Regions from separate parts of the Homo sapiens genome. Here region 2 is linked to region 1. Evidence: chromatin contacts called from ENCODE Hi-C or POLR2A ChIA-PET data. All regions are on one chromosome and are shown on one strand. The core of a region is the stretch at or near the end of the contact, and the rest is flanking DNA. Distances in the headings are between cores, read along the strand shown. Region 1 has its middle 18 kb from the start of SMCHD1. Region 2 overlaps MYOM1 (myomesin 1).

Region 1 (4,293 bases), core at 460-2,959:
TGACAGCTTTGGAGTAGGGAAGATGAGAGTAGGTCTATTGGAGAGAGTTGGTTTTCTAGGCACCAGGAGGGTCAAGGGCCAAGTTATTTGGATCCTTGAAAATGAATTTTAGATCTACTCTCACACCCGCATCTTCATGCCTCACATCCTGGAAGAGAGATATGGAGAAGTCAAACAGTTGGTTACTCAAAATTGTCCATTTTCAGGAGAGGGAGGAAAGATGTGGAACTGAGTCAGGCTAGAAACAGAACTGGCTGTAGAGGCCTGGAAAGGGCTGGGAAAGGCTGGCACTTCCACCAAAATCCCCTGATGGAGGGTGACGAGTAGGACAGACAAAAAAGTCGCCCGGCAGTGGATGCTCTCAATCTGTGCATGGAAAGGAAGGAGTCACTGGGTAACCGGGAGCCAAGAACAGCATTATCCTGATGTCTTTCCTTAAGGCAACCTCTATCCTGGGGCAAAGAGAAGGAACTTGGGGAGTTCCATCAAGTAGGTATAGTAAGCAAGGGTGTGGTGTGGTGGGGCAGGGGATGCTATACTATAGTTTAGCATTAATTATGTTTGGTTAGAAACATTGTTCTGTTGGCCTTTCTGTGTCCTGTTGAAAACATTGTTTATCACAGCCTAACTGCTGGCAGAGTTTCTCAAGCCCTGATTAGAATGCGGCTTCTAGGGGAAGGGAGGGTTAGGAGACTTCAATTCTATGGGACAATCACTCTGAGAATTGAAAATGCCACCCAGAGATAATAAAAGCCAGTTAAAGCTCACCAACCAAAGAAAAGACCACAGGTCTTACCTACAGAAAATAGTTGCATGACTGTACTTGCTGTAGTGAGGAGGAACTGGTCATGGGATATCTCAGAAACATGGAGCAAGGAGGGGCTTTTTTTTTTTTTTTCCCGAGACGGAGTCCCTCTGTTGCCCAGTCTGGAGTGCAGTGGCGTGATCTCAGTTCACTGCAACCTCCGCCTCCCAGGTTCAAACAATTCTCCTGCCTCAGCCTCCCGAGTAGCTGGGATTACAGGTGCATGCCACCACGCCCAGCTAATTTTTGTATTTTTCGTAGTGACAGGATTTCACCATGTGGTCAGGCTGGTCTCAAACTCCTGACCTCAAGTGATCTGCCCGCCTTGGCCTCCCAAAGTGCTGAGATAACAGGCGTGAGCCACCGTGCCCAGCCAGGGAGGGGCTTTTTATAGGGTTTGGCCTTTGTTCGGTGATTCTAAGAAGGAATGGTTAGTCTTTTTTTTTCCAACTACGGTACAGCATTAATTATGTTTGGTTAGAAACATTGTTCTGTTGGCCTTTCTGTGTCCTGTCGAAAACATTGTTTATCACAGTCTGACTGCTGGCAGAGTTTCTCAAGCTCTGATTAGAATTAAGGGTCCTGTTTGGGGAAAGTAACTGCATAGAAGGCCATAGAAAAGGCTCAGTAGGACTGTAGTTCCAGAGGAGCACTCTGTGAAAATTTCAACCACAGCAGAGGAAAATGGGGACTTCGACTTGTATGGAGATAGGAGGCTGCTCGGCCGCTGTGAAAAATCTAAGGGGAGCCCTGCATCAGATATCCAGAAGCTGTTTCCTGCATTTCCAAGGATGCTGTGCCCTGTAAGAAGATTTAGAGATGTGTGAGAGACGTAGGGACGTGAGGAGAGAACAGCAAAATTATATAAAGTGTAAGATATTGTGTACTTCCCCTTCCTGTTGTGGTTGGCTTTGAGCTAGAACACCTTGAGGATTTGGCTTTGAGTTACAAGCAGTTAGTTTCTCTTAGGCTAGCAAAGCTGGAGACAATACACAAGTGTATACTTCCTTTTCTTCTGAAAAAGCAACAAGGTTGGATAGATTTAGTTTTGCACATGTGAGGCAAAAACATTCTCTAAAATGAAAAGGGTTGACATAACAGGGAATCTAAAATGTTCAGTGTTTGTGTGTGTGTGTGTGTGTGTGTGTGTGTGTGTGTGTTTACTTCTTTATTCTTTTTTGAGAAGCTTTCTTTTTTTTTTTTTTTTTTTTTTAGGTTTACATCACCGGAACAGGAGGAGGGACACACCCAACAGCTGTAGAAGCAGGAAATATCTAATACAAAACTAAAGTACAAAAACATGAAAACAGAGTCTTTGCGCATATTTTGTTCCTGCTGACTGCCTTGAAAAAGTCTACATTTCCTATACATATGATTGGGAATGGGGAGGGCTTGGTTCTCCTTGTGCAACATATTCAGCATGATTTAGGCAGTTTTATCTCTGCAAATTTATTGTTTCCTTTGGAGAAGTATTCATTTTCTAAATCACATCTCAGAAGTATCAAGAGTTATGTACCACAGGACAGCAGGGGGCAATTATAGAAGTCAGATTCACGTCAAGCCAGAGTACATTCTGTGAGGAGGAACTGACCCAGGCTTGGCAAGTGTCAGCTTGAATTAACCTTTTTTTTTTTTTTTTTTTTTGCCAGGAGTCTCCCTCTGTCGCCCAGGCTGGAGTGCAATGGCACAATCTCAGCTCACTGCAACCTCCACTTCCCCAGTTCAAGTGATTCTCCTGCCTCAGCCTCCCGAGTAGCTGGCATTACGGGTGCGTGCCACCACGCCCACCTAATTTTTGTATTTTTAGTTGAGACAGGGTTTCGCCATGTTGGCCAGACTGGTCTCAAACTCCTGACCTCAAGTGATCTGCCCGCCTCAGCCTCCCGAAGTGCTGAGATTACAGGCGTGAGCCATCGTGCCCGGACTTAAATTAACTATTAATAGGGATATTTAGAACTGAAAAATACACATTTTGAGGAATGTGACAAAAAGTGTCCTTATTTTTCATAATTGATATGGTTATGGATGGCTAATGACCTGTGTGCTATAGGATCTGTGTATCTTGTGTGGGGATGCTGCATTCTAACTCTAGAACCGGCCAATTGCCTTGTAAGGGGAGGATGAGTAATATAGTTTTAGAGAAGAGATTATTTCTCTCTAAAGAAAGTGAAACTTAGATAAGAAACAGAAATTTAGCCCGGGCGTGGTGGCTCACACCTGTAATCCCAGCACTTTGGGAGGCCGAGGCAGGTGGATCACGAGGTCAGGAGATAAAGACCATCCTGGCTAACACGGTGAAACCCCGTCTCTACTAAAAATACAAAAATTAGCCGGGCGTGGTGGCGGGCGCCTGTAGTCCCAGCTACTCCGGAGGCTGAGGCAGGAGAATGGCGTGAACCCGGGAGGCGGAGCTTGCAGTGAGCCGAGATGGAGCCACTGCACTCCAGCCTGGGCGACAGAGCGAGACTCCGTCTAAAAAAAAAAAAACAGAGAGCGAGAGACTATGTTTTTAGAACAGTTTTAGGTTCACAGCAAAATGGAAAGAAAGGTACCTCCTGCCCCCACACATGCCAGCTCCCTGGTTTTCAACATTGCCCACCAGAGAGCAGCATGTGTTACAATGAGGGAATCTATGCAGATACATCATAACCACGGAATGTCCGTAGTTTACATAAGGGTTCACTCTTCATGTTGCACATTCTTTGGGTTTGGACAAATGTATAAGTGACATGTATTCACCACTATGGTATCAGACAGAATAATTTAACTGCCCTAAAAATCCTCTGTGTTTTGCCTGCCCATCCCTCCTCTTCGCAGCCCTTGGGCAACCACTGATCATTTTCCTGTCTCCATAGTTTTGCCTTTTCCAGAAATGTCATATACTTGACATCATTCAGTATGTAGCCTTTTCAGATTGGCTTCAATATATTCTTTTCTATATCCATCACCTTTTTTGTCCCATTTGGTTCAGTGTTTCTCAAAATGTGGTGTTTGAACTATCTCTGTCAGAACCACATGAAAGTTGTTAAAAATATACATTCTCAGTCTCATATTTGACTGATTCAAAATATTAATATCTGGGTGTGGAACCTAGGAATTTGTATTTTAAACACACAGTACAGGTTATTCTTACACATACTATAGTCTGAACACCAGCAAAGTCTCTACTATGCTGCCAGGAATTAAGGTGGGGACGTATGTTCATAAAAGGTGATAGTGGCCGGGCGTGGTGGCTCAGTCCTGTAATCCCAGCACTTTGGGAAGCCGAGGCAAATGCATCGGCCTCCTGACCTGAGGTCAGGAGTTCGAGATTAGCCTGGGCAACATGGCAAAATCCTGTCTCTACAAAAAATACAAAAATTAGCCAGGCATAGTGGTGGGCACCTGTAGTTCCGGCTACTAGGGAGGCTGAGGTGAGAGAATCTCCTGAGCTCAGGGAGGTGGAGGCTGCAGTGAGCTGTGATTGCACCGCTATACTCCAGCCTGGG
Region 2 (4,293 bases), core at 535-3,034, 540 kb after region 1:
TCACACTTCTTGATGAAGTGCTTTCCCCTCCTCTATAAACTTACATGAAAAATGTTGACGATTCACAGCAATATGGCTGAATATCATGTAACATAGTTACCGAAAAAAGCCAGTTACAAAACAGTGCACAGCAGAATGATTGCTTTTATATAGAATACAAAAACAAAAAACTAATTAATGCTACTAGAAATCAGTAGTGTGTTGGGACGCAAGAAGGAGGCTTCTTGGGTGTCAATAATGTTTATTGATTTGGGTGTCAGTTACATGGGTGTGTGCAATCTACAAAAATTCACTAAAGCAATTCATTTGTAAAAGTGTGCAGTCTTTGGGAAGCCGAGGCGGGCAAATCACTTGAGGTCAGGAGTTTGAGACCAGCCTGGCCAACGTGGTGAAATACCATCTCTACTAGTAATACTAAAAATTAGCCAGGCATGGTAGCACACACCTGTAATCCCAGCTACTCAGGAGGCTCAGGCACAAGAATTGTTTGAACCCAGGAGGCGGAGGTTGCAGTGAGCTGAGATTGTGCCACTGCACTCCAGCCTGGGCGACGGAGTGAGACTCCATCTCGAAAAAAAAAAATTTGCAGTATATAATATGCACACTTTTTGTGTGCATGTTATATTATAATTTAAAAGGTTTTAGGCCAGGCATGGTGGCTTATGCATGTAATTCCTGTAATCCCAGCACTTTGGGAGGCTGAAGTGGAAGAATCACTTGAGGCCAGGAGTTTGTGACCAGCCTGGGCAATAAGCAAGACCCTGAATCTACAAAAACTACAAAAAATTAGCTGAGTGTAAACCTGTAGTCCCAACTACTTTGGAGGCTGCAGTGGGAGAATAGCTTGAGCCTGAGAGGCTGAGGCTGCAGTGAGCTATGATCGCACCACTGCACTCCAGCCTGGGCAACAGAGTGAGACCGTGTCTTAAAATAAATAAAACAAACAAACAAATAAGCTTTTTAAAAATAAATAAAACAAATAAATACATAAATAAGCTTTTTAAAAAGTTGACCACTATTGATGTAACAGAGAGGAAGGCTTTCTGTTGGGGGTTTTATTGCTGGCTATCTGTGTAGGATGAGAGCAAAACATTCTTCCTGCTAACATTCTTGCATGTTGTTAGAAGCAATATCATTATTATTATTATTATTATTATTATTATTATTATTATTATTTGAGACAGAGTTTCACTCTTGTTGCCCAGGCTGGAGTGCAATGGCATCATCTTGGCTCACTGCAAACTCCACCTCCCGGGTTCAAGTGATTCTCCTGCCTCAGCCTCCCCAGTAGCTGGGATTACAGGCACCGGCCACTACGCCTGGCTAGTTTTTTGTATTTTTAGTACAGATGGGGTTTCACCATGTTGGTCAGGCTGATCTCGAACCCCTGACCTCAGGTCATCCACCTGCCTTGACCTCCCAAAGTGCTGGGATTACAGGTGTGAGCCACTATGCTCGGCCTGCAATATCATTGTATTGAACGATCATTATATTTAAGTGTTTTATTCAATGTCATAAACAAACATGGCTCTTGCCTTGGAAGAATTTATAATATAAATCATGAAAGGAAACTTCTGACAAGTAAGAGCTGAAAGCCTCCCTTTTTCTGACTGTTCCATATCTGGTTAAGCCTCACAGCCCTCGGAGAGTGGACTACGCAGGCGGGCCTCTCCCTGGGACCCTGTCTTCTGGGTCTGTACGTGGCGCCTGGATTCTTCACCACTTCCTCATGTTCTCAGTAGCCAGTGGCTATGGTGCTGGACCAGGCTTTTCTACTTAAACCATTTTCTGCCCAAAAGAGGAACTGGGTTTCACTTGTTTCCCTTTCAGACAGCCCACTTCGCACGCACAGATGACGTCAATAACCCTGATTAACATAGCTGACACAGAGAATTGACTATGAGCCAGGCAATGCTCTAAGCGCTTTATGCATACATTGGTAAGTTCAGTTCTCACAACCACCGTATGAGATAGTGCTGTTTTTAACCTCATTTTCCAGATGAAGAAACCAAGGCATGGGGGTTTCAGGAACTTGCCCAGTCACACAGCCAGGAACAGCAGAGGAGGGATTTGAACCGGCAGCCTGGCTGCTGACCCACATGATGCTTCCATTTTCCAATTGTTCTGTCTGCATTTCATTTCTTCAGACTTGTGGACACGATCATAAGGAGGTTTGGGAGTAGGGAACATGATGGAAAGGGAGAGGAAGGAAGAATACTGGCTTCAGTCAGCTCCTTCCTTTCCCCAGCTCTCTCTCTCACATACACATACACCCCTCCGTCCCTAAAGCACGTTATTCATTTTCTACACTTAAAACAAACAAACACTCTCCTCCATATAACAGAACCCGAACTCATCCTTCAAGATTCAGATCAAATGCAACTTCTTCAATAAACTCTTCCCTAAAATATGACACAGTATGAATCGTTCCTGCCTCTCTGCATCAGGGTTCCTTGCTTCAAGTTACTAAATATAACATTTATCAAAATTATGGTTGGATATGTGTCTCTTCTATTATGTTGCCAAACCTTTGAGGTTGGGATTGTGTCTGATCCACATTTACTTTTTTTTTTTGAGACAGTGTCTCGCTCTGTCTCCCATGCTGGAGTGCAATGGTGTGATTATAGCTCCCTGCAACCTCCACCTCCCAGGCTCGAGCAATCTTCCCACCTCAGACTACCAAGTAGCTGGGACTACAAGTGTGCACCACCACACTCAGCTAATTTTTTCTATTTTTTGTAGAGACAGGCTCTTGCTATGTTGCCTATGCTGGTCTTAAACTCCTGGGCTCAAGCAATCCTCCCACCTCGGCCTCCCAAAATGCTAGGATTACAGCCATGAGCCACTGTGCCTGGCCTGATCCACATTTACTTCTATTCCTACTCCTGAGGAAGAATGAGTCATGGGCAAACAGCAGGCGCTCAGAATTGGTTAAATTTGGTTGAACAGAATTAGCACGTAATGCAATAGATTAATTGTAGCTTCATAATTTTTTGTCTGAGAGAACAGAGTTCTGACAAGCATATATGTCATGATATGGATGATTTTATTTTAAATAAATAGCGATGAGGTCTCACTATGTTGCTCAAGTTGGTCTCAAATTCCTGGGCTCAAGCGATCCCCCTGCCTCAGCCTCCCAAAGTTGGATGATTTTAAATAAATGCACACGAAGAAAGTAAGTTGACAGTCTCAGTTCCCTCAGATGTGAAATGGAGAGGGTGGGACTGGCTTAAGAATCGCAGCTGTGTGGCAGGTGCAGCAACATAACCTTCTCCAAACACAGAAGACCCTGCAAGTTGATGCAGTGCTATTTCCTGCCAGCAGCTTCAGACAGCTGTCTCAACATGGCTCGAGCAGACAGGACTATCTGATCAGAGATGGCCTGGAAAAAGAAATCCACTGGCCACTTCTAATCTCCCGCATTCCCCGTTTAGATGAAGTACAGGGTAGAACATGTTAATTGGCATGCTCTTCTTCTATAATTGGTTTAGGTAATTTCACACTGGACTCAAGCTCACTCTGGCTCTGCTCTTTCTTGTGCTGGAGGGTTTTCAGTGGTTCCTCTTTGCCTAAGAAAAGCGCTGTGATACCAACGGCTGTGACATGTGCTGTTTGACCAAATGACTCAGTGACACTCAATTCGGCTTCGGATCAAAAGTATTGCTCATATCTCTATAAAATTTTCATTACAAAGTATTCTGCAGGTCAGCAGTGGCAGTTCATGCCTGTAATCCCAGAACTTTGGGAGGCTGAAGCAGGAGGATCGTTTGAGGCCAGGAGTTCGAGACCAGCTGGGTAACATGGCAAGACTCCATGACTGTAAAAAATGAATTTTTAAAAATAAAATAAAAAACTATTTTGCAGCTCCCATAGTTGCTTCACCATCCTTTCTTTCCATTACTACTCAATTTAGCACCCTAATACCTTTTCCCCAGCTAACAACTTTTCTATTATCACCACATGGCAAGAGAAATGGGTTTAAAATACACACACACCACACATCACTTTGACTGCAGAGCTTGTAGTCTTTTCTCTGGAGCTCCAGATACCAATGTGAGAAATTCTTCATTTAAAGCGGTGGTCAAGGATTAAGTCAGAAAGGTATTTGATTCTATTCTCCAAAGAATTCCACCCAGTGAGGCATTTAGGTTTGCAGTCACTTGAGACTGGCTATCTTTAGCTTTAAGTCAGGGAAGAAAAGAAGGATTTGGGGCCTGTTCTGTATATACTTCACAGCTTGTTATTTCTAGAACATGAAATTCCAAGCTGAGTAGTCATCGGCTAATTTTGGAG

The links. A loop is a pair of places that touch in the nucleus more often than their neighbours do. ChIA-PET counts read pairs that join two places held with the same protein, here RNA polymerase II (POLR2A). Pooled maps may share reads with other maps.
Region 2: a map of B cell shows a loop between it and region 1 (12-fold over the local background). The contact joins two enhancer-like sites. A Hi-C loop is called at or near these places in 1 of 168 maps with a recorded cell type or tissue (B cell), 8 of 37 single-sample maps with no recorded cell type and 4 of 50 pooled maps. POLR2A ChIA-PET finds 5 or more read pairs at or near these places in 1 of 52 experiments (K562).

The regions. Positions count from the first base shown.
Region 1 is chr18:2,635,107-2,639,399 of GRCh38, forward strand. No RefSeq gene overlaps it. Among named protein-coding and RNA genes, the nearest start is that of SMCHD1, 18 kb to the right of the region's middle. RefSeq lists enhancers at 1,410-1,589, 2,180-2,229. Within about 2 kb of position 1,710, at least 15 of the 41 ENCODE cell types and tissues checked have a DNase peak (open chromatin) inside an H3K27ac peak, as active enhancers do; they include B cell, where a contact is called at or near this core.
Region 2 is chr18:3,176,312-3,180,604 of GRCh38, forward strand. All of the region lies in intron 5 of MYOM1 (myomesin 1), which reads right to left. Among named protein-coding and RNA genes, the nearest start is that of MYOM1, 42 kb to the right of the region's middle. RefSeq lists enhancers at 1,489-1,608, 1,629-2,018. Within about 2 kb of position 1,785, at least 14 of the 41 ENCODE cell types and tissues checked have a DNase peak (open chromatin) inside an H3K27ac peak, as active enhancers do; they include B cell, where a contact is called at or near this core.